Linked DNA regions of Mus musculus: region 1 is linked to region 2. A link is a loop called in an ENCODE intact Hi-C map of the cell type or tissue named here. Cell type or tissue: left cerebral cortex. All regions are shown on one strand. Links, peaks and the distances in the headings refer to the core of each region. The heading gives the core; the rest is flanking DNA.

Region 1 (7,582 bases), core at 1,792-6,791, 290 kb after region 2:
CTCAAGCTAGTATTTAATGCAAGGGAGAGGTAGAGGTAGATGTTAGCGAAGAAGAAACTCGGGAGGGGGTATATATATATATATATATATATATATATATACACATACATATACATATATCACACACACACACACACACACACACACACACACACACACACATATATATATATATATATGCAGCACTATTGGCTAAGGGAAGCCCTTCACTGAACAGACTACAATGCCATCTACTGGGAAAGTGAAGCTCGGCCTCATTGCCAAGAGCAAAGCTAGCTTAAAAGGCTTACAGACTGGAGAGACAGGCAGTCTTGCACTTTCTCTGTTGTAAAGGGTAGGAAATCTTTGCATGTATCATACACATATGTATGTGCCTATCATTTGGAACATCAGTCCCCATTATAAACCACTATGTTCTTTCTCTGAGGCAAGCCTCCTCCCAGCGGTTTGGTTTTGTTTTGTTTTTAATTTTCTACCAAGTTCTGCTGTCTTCAGTTCCCTCCATAACAAACAACACCCAGAAACTAGAACCACCAGGGAAGCAAGGGACCTTAGGGTCCATTCCTACCATCTCTAGCTTGTGAATTTCACAAGCTGTTTGTGCTACAACCTACTCTGCAAAATTTTGGGGTTGTTTGGGTTTTTTTTCCTCTGTGAAATCACAATAGGGAAGCCGACCATCCATCATGGTGGAGCTGGGATGAAGAACAGCCAAGACAGAGAGCCTTGGTCCTGTCAGCATCCAGTCTCTGAGTGGTCTTTAGCTGTGTGGGATGAGACTTCCGTGGTGCCTCATAAAACACAGGCATCTGCCCAGGTTCCAGGAGTTCCTCTCCCGTGTCTGCATGCACACCCTCTGCTCGGCCGCACTCTTCCCTTTCATTTCATCCTCCTCGAGACATGATTTTCATGAGAATCATGGAACAGGAAGGATGTTTAGGAGACCACCATCTCAGATTCTGCATACAAAGCCGTTAACGCTAAGGGGAAGAAAAGCTAAGGGGCTAGACAACTCTGCTACACCTCCAACAAAACGAAGCTACATCTTCACAACCGCTTGGGGGAAAATAATTAAAATAAACTCGGTGTATACCCAAAAGTCTCTGCAACATTTTGCAACTGCGGGTACAAACATAAGAAACAGCAGGGATACCCAACTTGCTGTTAGGGTCAAGAATTCTTTATCATGGAGGGTCAGCCTGTGCAGTATAGGATGACAAACAGGACCCCTACTTTCCACTCAAAAGATGTCACTAGCCCCACTACCACCCCATACACATGGTGTAATGACCAGTTAATCTCTCCAGACATTGCACATCGGCTGGGGAGGGGTAGAAACGGCAGAGTCACCCCCTCCCTGTTGGTAACACTACTACAGAATACCATTTAGAGGAACTATAGCTGACTCTGAATCATAGCAATGCATGGAAAGTCACTTAAAAAAAAAAAAAAAAAAACGGCAGAAGACTAGGGTAGAATCAGTGTAAATCTGAATCCAGAAACCTGCATCACGTAAATTCTTTTAACTGTGGGGCCAGTTGGAGATCCTGGCCTTCCCAAAGGCCTCTCTGGACAGTTCTCATGGTGGAGGAAAAGGGGAAGGCCACTTCATGGGTGGGAGCTGTTAGACATGTTCTCAAAGCAGGGGTCAAATATGCCATCATGACAAGGTCTGCAGGCTCAGGGAACAGATTAGAGAGGAGGTAAGAGATGGAAGAAAGTCAGGACTATTTTGGTTTGTTTTGTTTTTAATTATTTTTTTCTATATAAAGGCAAAAATATAAAGTGAAAAAATAAGTAATGTTTAAATATGGGCCCTCTTTTCCCCGTAAAATAGAAAAACCCTGTTATATATAGTATATAACAGGAAAAAGAACCAGGAAATAATGAAATTTTAATTTCCTAAATTGGGAATGCTATTAACAATTTTGTTTATAATTTCAAATACAGTATCAGGCTGTAAGATAAAGAATTGGAAAACATGGGAGGGCCATGGGCTATACATTCAGGAAGGCTAGGAAGCTGGGGATATGGATCAGTGGAAGTGCAATAGCCTACAGCCCTAGCACGAAAAAAAAAGTCAAACAAGCCATATGAGGTGAGCTACTGAAATTTAGAGACGTCACGATCCGGTGCAGAAGAGTATGAATCTGTATTAATCTGAAATGTCTCTAACCGGGTCCTTGCAGGTACGGTTTCCGAGTGAGCTGTATCTGCCTTCTGTCTCTCCCACCGGATGCTGCGCACAACTAGTGTGGCCCACCAGATGCGCATGGCTGCTTCCACTGCCTTGCCATATCTACCAGAAAATCTCCCAGGTTTGCTAGGGAAGTTGTCCACAGGGTTGGAATCCTTCTGTGGGATTCAACCTGGACAGTTGAGCTGCTGTGTCAGGTGCCCTGTTTAGCAACATTTCTGTGTGACACACCAACGAGGCTGAGAATATAAACTGTACAACTGACATTTTTCTTCAGTACTCTAAAATCCTGCATTTTCTTGGAACAGGAGAATGATGTGTGAGAATTAGAACAAACTGAATAGATGCAAAATATATTCACTCAAAAAAAAAAAAAAACAAAAAAAAAAACAGTCCCTGGTGCCACCTTCTATAAGGCTGGTGGCTTTGTGGAGTGTTTCTTTGAAAGAACTGGACCACACATACGCCCTCATTCACAGTGACTCTATACATGAACTGTCTCCGTATTTTTTTTTTAAAAGAAAACTCAGCTTGTGCGGTCGCTGCTAGCTCAGAGAAACTCCCCAACTATTTTCACATTTCATTCACACAGTGGATGGGGGCCACAGTGCAGAGAAGACAAGGCCCTGGAAAAAGAGTTCCATTGGTGGGGACACACAGAGAAGTCTCTCTCTAAGGTGCTGTAATGAGTTTCTTAAATGAAGCTCGATCGCTAAAGCAGTGTACATGGACCCAGGAAGCTTTCTGCAAAAGATTATTCTTACACACACATGCACACACACACACATGCACATGCACACATGCACACACACATACACGCACACACACATACATGCACACACACATGCACACACACACATGCACACACACACACACACATGCACGCACACACACACACACACACACACGCCCAGACCCTACCTTGTTACAACCTTATGGCAAGTCTTTCAAATCTAAAGAAGTAAAACACCCATTGCTTCCTTGCCCCCTTTTGAAAATTGCTAACCACACTTTTAAATTTCAATATCTTCTCACACGCTCTAGACATTTGCTAAGGTTGATTCTCCTAAGTTGGCCTTTAAATTTCTATTTATTCACTTTTTTCATTATCATTTAAAAGAATAAATAACTTCTAGCCATTACCTTTTAAGACTGCCCAAGGCTGTGTCCCTTCAAGGTTTTCTTACTGTTCCTTACAGGGCTCACCTGGGCAGCACCCTGTAAACTGCTCACACCTGACAACCTTCACCATACCCCACCCCCTCTCCAGACAGAGTAATCCGTCTTTGGCACTGGGGCAGGGGTGTGTGCCCGCGCAAGATGCTGGTGGAATCCAGCCTCCTTTGGTGTCTCAACTTTCATTGTCAGTTGCTAAATTAGCTAATGATTAATTAGTTAATGTTTTCAAAGCATTTTGAGGATGAAATGTGTGTCCTGAGTGCTAAGTGTAAAACAGCATTAGTTATCTGACTCCACAAAGACTAATTAGCTTGGGGTGGGGGGAAGTCCCCCCATCCTGATCAATAACACCCCTGGTATTGGATAGTACGGTAAGACCCACCTCACGTTGTAAGGCATGTATTCCCTGAGACACACAGAAATCCCTACTGCAGTTCATTGCTGGGTAACTCTTGGCTTTCAGTGAGGCTGGAGGGGGACAGTGACGTCATCTATACAGAATGCCACATTTTTGCAGTCAAAAAAAAAAAAAAAAACACGCTTGAAAGGATTATTTGACAAAGCTAAAGTAAAGACCTAACTCTTGGAAAGAGCAACACAGACACAATCATTGAACTCGTGTTTAAGAAGAATTAAGCTTTTAAAGTCCCCCACCCCTCCTCTAAAAAGCTCTTTAATGGCAGTCCTCCAGGTGGCCTCTGGATTTATTGTGAAATTTTACTTTGATGGCTATAAGTCCCCATGGGGACCATTATGTCAATAAGTTCAACGGCAACATTTTATTCCAGGTACAGACAGGACTCAGAAGATAGAGACAGGGTCTGGAAATTCCAGCATCCCATTTGGAGTGGCCCGTACCAACCTCAATAGAAGGGAAGAAAGGAAGAAAAAAAAAGATCGCTTTCTCCATTTTTCCCACTCCCTCTGCCTCCCAAACTGAGTACATAGACCTTTCTGTAAAGTTTCTCAGATACCAAGAGACCCAACAAACTCCTTAGAAAAGTTCAGGACTTTCTTTCCTCTGCTCATTTTCAGAGATTCGAATACGTTAAGGCCAGTGGAGACTGTGAAGTTGAGACAGACAAGGGGAGACAGTTCTCCAGTCTGCTGGGGGGGGGCGGGGGTCTTAGTCATAAACACTGAAGATTTGGGTCTCTCTCTCTAATGCCTGAGATTATTATTTTTAGTCAAGGTTAAGTAAACCACGTAGCCTTCCAGATTAAAGAATATTGCATGGATTTTTGTTTGCTTAAAGGCTGAGGTTTTTCAGCTTGGGGATTTGTTTGGGTTTGGGTTGGTGGCTCTTTTATTATTTATTTATTTATTTATTTATTTATTTATTTATTTTCCCCCCTCTGACGAGAACAATTTCAAAATGATACTGCAGTGATGATCTTTCTGAGCCCACCCCACAAACACCATTCGGGTGTCAGCCTCAGAAGAGGCGACATTAACAAATGAGCCCTACCTGCTTAACAAAGCATACAGACCACTCAGCTTGGAAAGTAAAAAGTTAACCTAAAACAAAAGGAATTTTACACATGGGAGCATGTGTTCCTTATATAGCCAAAGTCTCCGAAAAAGAATGTATGTGTCAAACAAAACAAGGGCACAAAAGCCACATGTCTGTATATGTATATCTATCTGTATTTCAAACAAGCATATATGAAGTACATTCAATCTCACGTGCACTCGTGTGTACACACACACACACACACACACACACACACACACACTGCACACATGTTAATAGAGCATTCAGAAAACAAAAACAAAAAAACATCAAAGGTCTGGGTAAAGACTCCCTGAACTAAACACTGGCTACCAATATTAGTGAGAGCCTTTTGTGTGTTCATAAAAATCTATCTGCCAGAAAAGTGTCAGAATCATCTGAGAGCAAAACGAGTGTAGGGGAGAGGGGTAGCCCATGACAAGACGACTCCCCCATTTCCCACGAGGCTATAAAAGAGCAAACACTTGAAATAATTTGCAAATAACCCTAACCCAGCTCCTTCAGGTTTTATTTTAATGAGTAGGATTTAGCAGGAAAGTTGTTCAAATGACAGGACCCTTACTTACAGGGATCGGACAAGGGTAAGGAGAGAGAAAGGGACAGAGAGTCCAAGGGAAGGCTCCCAGTTTGTGACTCAAAACTGGAAGTAAGGTTTCCTCAGAGATTTCAAGGATCCTTTAAAAATTCTTATCGAAATCAAGTCCCCTTCCGACTTTCTTTTTCTTATAATTGAACAAGTGTTTAACTGTATCTCACTGTCACAGCCGTTCCAATACATGAGCCGCACTCCGAGTAACAGCTTTCGTTACACATTTTTGTGCTGAGGACTTTCGGTACACTGTGATAAGAGCCCTCGTAGCTTGGTACTGCCTGCACACAGAAAATAAACCTGGCATTTTCAGATTAGCTTTTTTTTTTCTCCATCTGATGTGCATGATTTTGGCAAGACAAAGAGTTGCTTGTGATACCACACATATTGATCTGAATATAACCCTTTAGTTCATTATTTTTTTTAAATATCATCTCACTATTTGGGACCAGATAAAAATAAAATTTTACGTTGGTTCAGCACAGAAGAACTAAGCAACTGCAGCATAGCTTACACAAATCATTATCCATGAGCCAAATGCTAATGCAATTTTTTTTTACTTCCATGGTATCTTTATGACACCATATCAAATATCCAAATACTCTATGAGGGCAGAGGCCGTGCTATATCACTTGGTCAGAGCTGTTAACGAAAGAAACACAGGGACGCTTGTGGCCCAGACTTTTAATTCACGTGCCTTGTTTCAGACTCAGGGACATTCCGTCGTTCAGCCCCGAGTGACCAGGGGACGCTTCCCACCACAGGTGACTGACTATCCCTGAAATGGCCACCACAGTTTCTTCCTCCCGTTGTCATCCCTTTCAGAAATGTTTCATATTAGGGGGAAAAAAACCACAGAAATTCCAAAGTGCTTTTATCTGAAGGAGAATAAACAGACTCCTGTTCCAAAACAAAGAATAATCGTGTCTCCCCACTAAATGAACCTGAATGTTCGTCTGCACAGTTTTGAATGAAATACCCACGTGCCGTTGTTTCAGACCCTATAAAGGGAACGGCTGTGACCGCTCACCTACTGTCCCCTGTCACAGCTAAGCCTTCCCCTGTGGCACTTGCCTTCACCAGCTAGCTCCAAGTTGCCACCTTGCACAGGTTGCCTCAGACCTTTCCCCTTAAGTGAGTGGACTCAAAATTAGCCACTTGCAGTCCTACCTTGTGCTTTAAATTTTAATAACAAACAGAGACATCTCCTGTCTCTCTTTAGATTCTGTAGACCCTCCCTCTTCTCTGCAGACTGAAGGCTGCTGCTGAAAAGATTGAAAACCTGGAAGGAGTTTGGGGTGGACTGGCCAAGCCCCCTCCATTTCCCTCAGATGTTTACAATCTAGCACCTTTCTGAAGACAAAGATGGGGGGGGGCTTATTTTTCCCTTAGACTGAAGGGTGAGACAGGGGGGTATTAAAAACTGATCAATGTAATTTTTTTCTCAGAAGTATTTGCACATCTGTGAAATAATGTAATTTCCTCTTTTAAAAAAAACTTTTTATATGACATTCATGATTATAGCCTGATCTGGAGAATTATTCAAATATAAAATTAAATGTTCAGAAACTAGCTGTGCTGTGGATGGCTGGGCTTGCCCCAGCTGTGCATCAAACTTAGGCGATTCTATTAAAAGTCTAAAACTGAGCCTCTCTAGATCACAATGAATCCCCCCCCCCACAAAAAAGGGGAAAATCGCTTTTTAAAAGGAAATATGAGGGTCTACTCGTTTGGGTTACAGTTTCTTTGGGTGAGCCTCCGGGGGCCTAAAGAGACTCCAGCAAACTGTTCAGAACCCATAATAACAACAACAACAAAGGGGAGTGGGGAGGGGGGGCTACGGCAGAAGAACGAAAGCAACCAATACAGCAGGTAGCCTCGTGTGTTATCACAGGGTTCAGAACAATCTGGGACTTAGAGAAAGTTCCGAACCTTCAAAGTTAATTCTTTTGTTCCAGTGAAATTGCTTCAGTTTTAACGTGAGCCATCTGTCATTTCTCCTTGGCTGCTGTGTGCCACACGGCTTTTATGCTGCTTTGACTCCAGACCCCTTTCCCCCCACAACTGCTCCCAACTGCTCCCAGGTCTGAGAGGAATCCACCCT
Region 2 (7,582 bases), core at 1,206-6,205:
ATATTTTTGAAATAATACAAACATAGTCTATACAATATATTTACTCTGCTCTATTGAGAGGTATAAACAAAATTAAAAAAATGAATAAAGCCAAGAAAAAAAAAGTTAACTTGTGCAAATAATTATGTGGAGGAGTGCTATTGAGTTGCTATGTAAATAAATTAGACATTAAAATGATTTTAAAACACTAGTCAATGACAAGTCTATCAAAATATGATTACTTTATTCTTTTCTTGTTGATTTATGTTCCTTCTTTACTACAGGAAATAAAAAAAGTTTTTTTTTTTTTTTTTTTTTTTTTTAGTTGAAACAGCCCTTAGTAGCCAAAAATATGGGAGCAAGTATTTGGCTGGAAAAAAAAAAAAAAAAAAGCAGAGATGGAATTTTAGTTGCTTCTCGGAAATTACAAAAGGGACATTGAAAAAAAATAGTTCAAAAGGTAGTACTTTGAAATCGGAATGTCTTTTGACATACTTTTTTTTTCTTTAAATATTCAGGCATAAGCCTGCTTTTCAGATGAGAAATGTCTCAGCCCAACCTTTTTTTTTCTCCCCTTTTCTGCCTGAAAGAAAATGATTTTCAAATTGTTTAACAAAGAAATATTCCATTAAAACCAATAAGAAAAATTGTATTATTGTTCAGGAGTAGAAAATAATTGTCAAACATTTTAATCCACTTATCGAATATTTCCAATAGATTTAAAACATTTGATCTACATTTTTTTATGTGCCTTGTATTTCTTTCTTAGGTATTATCTTAGGTTCCTGGGTTTCACTTTTAAGTCACAGGGTAAACAATGGTGATGAAGAGAAGAAAATATTTACACTCTTCTGTCTTCTTTAGTTTTGTTTCACATCCAAATACATAGGGTTGAAAAGGGGGCTTAAATGGCTGTTTTAGAAGCCTGCAGAAAATCTTCTTCTATCAAAAGCATTCAAGGCTTTTTCTAAAGACTCTTCTACAAATGTCATGTCATTGGGTTCACTTTTGAAAAAAATACACTGTTTCTTTAAAAACAAACAAACAAAATTTACTACTTATATTTATTTCCTATGCATATAGTTTGGTCAATAAAATAAAATAAAGTAAGATAGAATCCCAGTCCTGATACAGAAAATATCCTATGTCTCCTTAACATCCACAAACCTTATGCTTATAAGCTGTCTTATACGTGGGAGAAAAAAAAATCACAATTCCACATGTTTCCCCGGCTGGATCACTCAAGCTCCACAATTTGATATACTGCCTTGATTTTTTTTCCCTCCCATCAAAATTACATGAGAAGCAGGAAGCTGGAATCTGAGGCTCTACACAAACTGGGTGGGTCTCCTCCTTCCCCCGTCTTTTCTCCGTGTCAGCCTCTATGTGTAGATAAAACAATTTATCTTTATCATTTTCGAGCTGGTCAGACGGGTGAGGGGCTGGGAGGCACACCGGGTGGAGGGGTGAGGGAAGAGGTGGCGGCCTCACTTGTTGTCAGAGGGCATTGATCAGCGGGCTGTCTGCTAGTCTCCGAGGTGAAGGAAGTCCCCCGGGAGCTCTCCGGGGCTGGGCTGTGTCAGGGCAAAGCTGTATGAAGTCATGCCCAAATGACGGCTCATTGAGGAAAACGGGTATCGGCGTCCGAATCATTCTGCGACACCCTCAGTAACACTTAAACCAGTCCACTCGGTTAATGTCAGGTCACAGGGGAGACATTTAGCCTCCTCTGCTGACCATTAGACCCTTTGATGGAGTGGACAATGAACTAGACCGGACAAGCTGGACCCTGCTCAGGAACCTGCCTATGTTGACAACAGGCCTCCAACCCATTTGCCTCTCAGAGGACACAGAGGTGCTTGTGGCCAGAGCCTCTGGGGAGTCTTGTCCCTTTCCCACCCACCAAGCAAGATAACGCACAGCTAAAACTACTTTTAAGGTTACAGCATCAAAAAGTGACAACAGTCCATCAGGACCCTTCCCAAAGTTTTGCCACAATGAGGGGCACAAGCAAATTGTGGATAAAGAGGTCTGGCTCTCCCATTTTGTAATTTTATTTCTCGCTTTGATTTTTTTTTCCTCCTCTTTCTTCTAAGCACCGTTTCTACAGTGCAGGTATTTCAAAACACGTCTGTTACACCTTCAGAGGCAGAGAACAAAAAGAATTCCTTATTGTTTCCCGGTAAAGTGGAGAAGAACTCTACAAAGAGGAAGTCTGGAAGAACCATGTGTCTTGGGCTCCGTTCTGAAAGGGAAGCATTTTATTCAGGATTGGCAAATGTCAAATCTATCTATATATATTTGGGAGGGGAGAGGTGGGGGGGGGTAGGTAAAGCTAATTGCATTTCCCATTGATAGGAGCATTAGCCTAAAATAAACTTGAGCTTGAACATGAATCTAAAGCACAAACTAACAGAACCCGGGTCTTTGTTAGCATTGGACGGGTGAATTAATAATCATGATTGCTGCTATTTAAACAAATTACACCCAAATCTCCTGTTACACAGAGATTGCTACTGTTTACTTTTTTCTGCTTTGCAACCAGACACAGGGCCCCGGGGTTCTACAGAGCAACCTTTCTGGTTTTATACTGGGTTTTTTCTCCCTACTTTTGACCCTACTTTTGTCTCTGGGTCCCTCCTAAGACTTCCCTAACATTGCACTGGGAGGGGGGAAAGAGAGGGAATTTTAAAGGACACCCCCCCCACATGAGCTTGTGCACACACACACACACACACACACACACACACACACACAGATGCACATACATTCTATACCACGAATTCTTTGAACAACTACTATCATTAAACACTTAACTAAGTTTTATGTTTCAAGTTAGCACAAACGGACTAATTTGACCAAACTGACCAAATTACACATCTATTTTTATCTTACAAGTAAAAATCTAATTAAAGGGACAAAGTGGCCCCTGAAGGGCTCAGTGGCCCTTCTAAACAGGGAGGAAGCAGTCTGGAGGTATGTTTAACCAAGGGTGAGGGAGGCGGGGCAGATGCCAGGTCCTCATTGTCTCCTCCGCATTATCCAAACCTCAGAGACTTTTCCAGAGTTCATAGGCTTTGTCTCCTAGTGTGTTTGGAAGCTTTAGAGCTTGCTTAAAAAAAAAAATTCAGAATTCTTTCTGCTAAAACAGGAGTCAGTTTATCAAACCATGCAGATTACATCTCATTTTCAAATCGATTTAAGCGCAGTTTCATTCTGGAGGAATTGGATACATTACAACACCCACCCACACCCGCTCTGTGGCATCCTGTTCCCAAAGCTGAGATTTTTGTGGATTCAGAGACTTCAAATGATTGCAGGGTACGGTTTGTGTGCATAATTCGGTGTATTTTCTACAAGTAAGACAATCACTTGTTTTCATTTTCTATACTTTCATTTTTATCTGTTGCTTAGAGAGGGGGAAGGATATATCCATGCATAGCCTGGACTGACTTCAAGTAAATTCTTAGGTTCAAGCAATCCTCCTGTCTCAGCTTCCCAAATTGCTGGAGCTACAGGTATGAACCACTGTGGTCAATCTTTTTTTTTTTTTTTTTTTTTATCCTCAATGTGCAATTGGCATTTTTCTTTCTGTTCTGTATTCCTATCTATAACTATCATCAACATCTTTTAATTCGGTCTGGATGGTTCACATTGAAAGTATATAAATAATCCCACTGTAGATATCTAGGGGTGGATGTGTGTGTTTGTTGTGGGGTATGTATCAGGGATAAGAAAGAAAGGAGGGAGAGAGAAAGCACGCACAAACAAGTACCTTTCACCCATCCAAATGGCATTCTAGCTGGAGCCCTGACTAATGGGGTGATCTGTTGTTTTTAGGAGGTGAGGGCAAAGGGAGATGATGTCATTGCCAGGAACCTTCTTTTTCTACCAAGTTTCCAGTAATTTCCCCCACATCTTCCTTTACAACTTGCAAAACCAAGCAACTGTACAATTAAGACACGTACGCATCTACTATCCCCTAAATGGGTTTTTAGCACCTAGTAAGCACGTCATTAGGTAATCAAACAGCTCACTCCAAGACCCCAACAAACGCTGCCCTGGTATGCAGAACCAAGCCGACTGTAAATTTCCAGGGCATCAGCTAAAAAGGGCTGAAGACATGGGATCGGCTAATGCCATGAAGTCAGCTCAGCTCCCCCCCCCCCCCCCCGAGAAGCTTCTATTCCACATTAACATTGCATTTCCTCAGCACAGCTAGAATTCCCACAGCAAAACCAAGAGAAGTAGGGGTGGGTTCTACACAACCGGAGCTTCTTAGGCATTTTTCTGAGAACCAGAAGCTGGAGTTCTCAGAACTCTGTTCTCTGAGGACGAGAGTGTAACAGGGAGAAGGGAGGCATTTTGTCCAGGAGCAAAAGAACATGAGATGCCGGCTCCTTGCACTGCATTTATATTGCCTTTTAGATGAATGACCCTTCTGCCAAGAGATTCATAGAAACAACAAGTACCAGTCAGCATGGGCGACCAAAGGCAACTAATTCCGAACTTTACTCTCTGTCCTTAGCAGTCAAGACTGCTCTTCAGAGTCCCCCCTCACATCACAGCCTCCATGGTCTAGGGAAATGTCATCCTCCAAGGGTCTTCGTTACACTGTCACACTTCTTCACTATCCTAATCATGCTGCCTGCAGATCTGAGCCGAAAGGTTAAAGAGCTATGGACTGTGTCAGCCTACTGGCTCCACCATCACATCAAACACAGTGCTACCCAATGAAACAATGGGTCTAAACACTCTAATTGATACTTGGAGGTTGGAGGGCATATGGGCTTCTAGCTTCTTTTCTCTTTAAAACAGAGTTGGTAGCAGATATGGATGGATAGATGGATGGATGGATGGATGGATGGATGGATAGATAGATAGAGATTAGAGATAGAGAGAGATTAGGTGTAGGTATAGATATTTGGATTTGGTTTTGGAGTTCATCTAGATTGCATAAATTTTAAAGATCTGGTGTGTATGTGTGTGTGTGTGTGTGTGTGTGTGCACATACTACCACCCCCCTGAAAACTTGTGTATGCCACTTGTGTTCAGGTGTCCTCTGAGGCCAGCAGAGGGTGATGGGTCCTCTGGAGCTGGAGTTACAGGCAGTTATGAGCTGTTTGATGTGACGATAGGAGCTGAACGAGACAGATCTCTGATCCTCTAGAACAGCAGCAAGTGCTCTTAATTGCCAAGCCGTCTCCCCAGCCCCTAAATCACAATTCCGTTCAAAATGGCTCATTGAGCATCATCAGTCTCTGAGCTGCACTTCATGACAGGTCACTAGAGGTCACAGGAAGGTCAGTGATTCTCCAAGAGAAGCAGTATTATACAGTAAATGTTTTATAATATTCACAACATAATATGAAATGTATTATGCCTATTATATATATTTATGCATATACTCTACAGTTTCAGTATTATCTGGAGGTATTTGAGTATCTATGGCCCTAATGCATGACATTCGGCTATCGCCCTAGCCCAAGGAATTCATACTAGGGTTCTGGTGTAATCTTTGAATCAGTCTCTGTTCCTTGTGGCATAAACAATGGAGGTCTGGTATATTAGGATCATTTTCCAATATAGTTCAAACCAATGGTCATCACCCATATAACTAGCAATAGCTTCTTTATACTTACTTAACAGCTCTAAGAATCTAATAGATGCTACACATTCAACTGTTGATGATGACAGAGTAAACTCTAAATTTGTATTCCACATCACAAGGCAGAACAGAGGACCACCACCCGCCCAGACGGCAGAGCAGACCCCAGCTCTGCATCCCTAAAGGAGAGAAAGATGGGGAGAGAGGGGCTTTTGTGCTGCTTCTGGAGGGCAGGCTTCACCCTTCTCCCACATGGGTCCAGGGAGAACCTGGGCAGATGCTGAGGAGAATACAGTAAGCAGGGGACCGTGTGTCACACAATTGTTTGTAACAAACTAAGTCTGAAGCATTGCGCCAGGAGTCTCCGTCAAGGGGAAATGCAGGCAGGCAACAGGGAGTTAAGTAAATAATTTTTTTTTCTTTTCTTTGTCGATGTGTTTAGTTCTCTTCCTGCCAAGATTCATCTCACTCTGCTATCTTGTGAGAGACACATATGGCGTGGTGAAATTGCCATCCAAGAAAGCATGTCCCAGCCTGTTGAGACATCATCAAATAAGATTAAAGCAAAGTAAAAAATAAAAAGATAGAACGATTTTTTCCCCCTTTTCCTTGTACAGAGAACGACTGATGAAAGCCACGGAGGTACTTGAATTGCCTCTGAAGATTTTGTAGCCATTTCTATGGGGTGGTTAAGAAAAAGCCTGATATAACATGACAAACTCTTCTTTCTCCAAGTTGTGCGTGTGTGTGTGGGGGGGGGGGGAGAGGGTTGTGTGGTCATGTGCCTTACAATAAACCAGATGTATATGATAAAACAAATATTGCTTTCGACACTTTTGCTGCAAACTGTGCCGACATGTGCTACAGACAGACCTCGGTCTTCACACTCTCTCCTCTCTGGCTTCTGGGCATGGAAACTTCCTATGGTGACGCAAAAATAAAATTTCTGCTTTAAAAAATGTATATGCATATTAATATATTTGTATATATTTAATTTACTATATAAGATATTGTAGTGAGATTCATTTTATGGCTGACGGTACTAACTTTTCGCTTTACAGATTTCCACATATGAAAGACTAGGTTTTCATTTCAATTGATCAGTGGTCAGATTTCCCTCCTCGGGCTGACATCAGGGGGCAGGAGACATAAAGGTGATTGCTTTGCCTGAACAGCATCCCTTGAGTACCACAACTCACAGGAACAGTTGTGTAGGCACAGGCAGAACAGGATCTCCATCTTTATCAACTGGACACAGTAAGCCTAAGATTCAGCCAGTAAGGAGATCAAGCTGTATGTCTTTCCCCAAAGGTCTCATTCCATGATGGTGCGATTGTTGGTCAGGTTAATACTGTGGCCACCTCTGCCAGGGAGCATCTTTTAGGTCCAGGTTTCTCCCAAAGTAGACAGTTAAAATGATAACAACTGATCTCTTTCCCTGTTCCCTTTCAGAACCCGCTGGGGCATTTTGCAAAGAAAAAAAAAAAAAAGCTTCATATAGCTTCATATGGTAACCTGAGGACCAGAATAAAGATCCTTAGCACACATGGCATGTGAAAGTCAGGTAGATATAGTGGTCATCCGACAATCTCAGAGCTCAGGAGGCGAAACAAAAGTTTTGTGGGGTAAAATTTGCTCACTGGAATATCTCACATTAGTGAGCATCATGCTCACCAAGACTCTGCCTGGAGGAATAAAGCGAAAAGCCATCAAGGATGGTATTTGGTGTCATCCTCTGGCCTCCACACATGCATGCACATGTGAACCTGGTAAAAAAATTGAAGAGGAGGAGGAGGGGGAAGAAGAGGAGGAGAAGGAGGAAGAGGAGGAGGAGGAGGAGGAGGAGGAGGAGGAGGAGGAGGAGGAGGAGGAGGAGAAAAAGAACAACAACCTGTTAATTCTAGGAGAGTTTGCAATAAGGACAGAAAGAGGGAAACTTTTCCATTCCTGCTTCTCAGTGGTCTCATCCTCTCCCCTTGCTTTCCCCAGTGGGGT

What was found. Hi-C counts contacts between places; a loop is a spot of excess contacts. Peaks named below come from ENCODE experiments on the same cell type or tissue, not always from the same donor. Only the 100,000 strongest peaks of a DNase experiment are listed, where the experiment ranks them.
Region 1: a loop joins it to region 2, with 4 times the contacts of the local background. A loop is called at or near these places in 5 of 42 quality-filtered maps.

Annotation. Positions count from the first base shown.
Region 1 is chr8:107,948,745-107,956,326 of GRCm38, reverse strand. No RefSeq gene overlaps it. Among named protein-coding and RNA genes, the nearest start is that of Gm39242, 120 kb to the right of the region's middle. In left cerebral cortex, for the core only: no CTCF peak of the experiment used is centred there; no DNase peak of the experiment used is centred there.
Region 2 is chr8:108,235,389-108,242,970 of GRCm38, reverse strand. No RefSeq gene overlaps it. Among named protein-coding and RNA genes, the nearest start is that of Gm34675, 70 kb to the left of the region's middle. In left cerebral cortex, for the core only: no CTCF peak of the experiment used is centred there; DNase peaks (open chromatin) are centred at 3,220 and 6,066.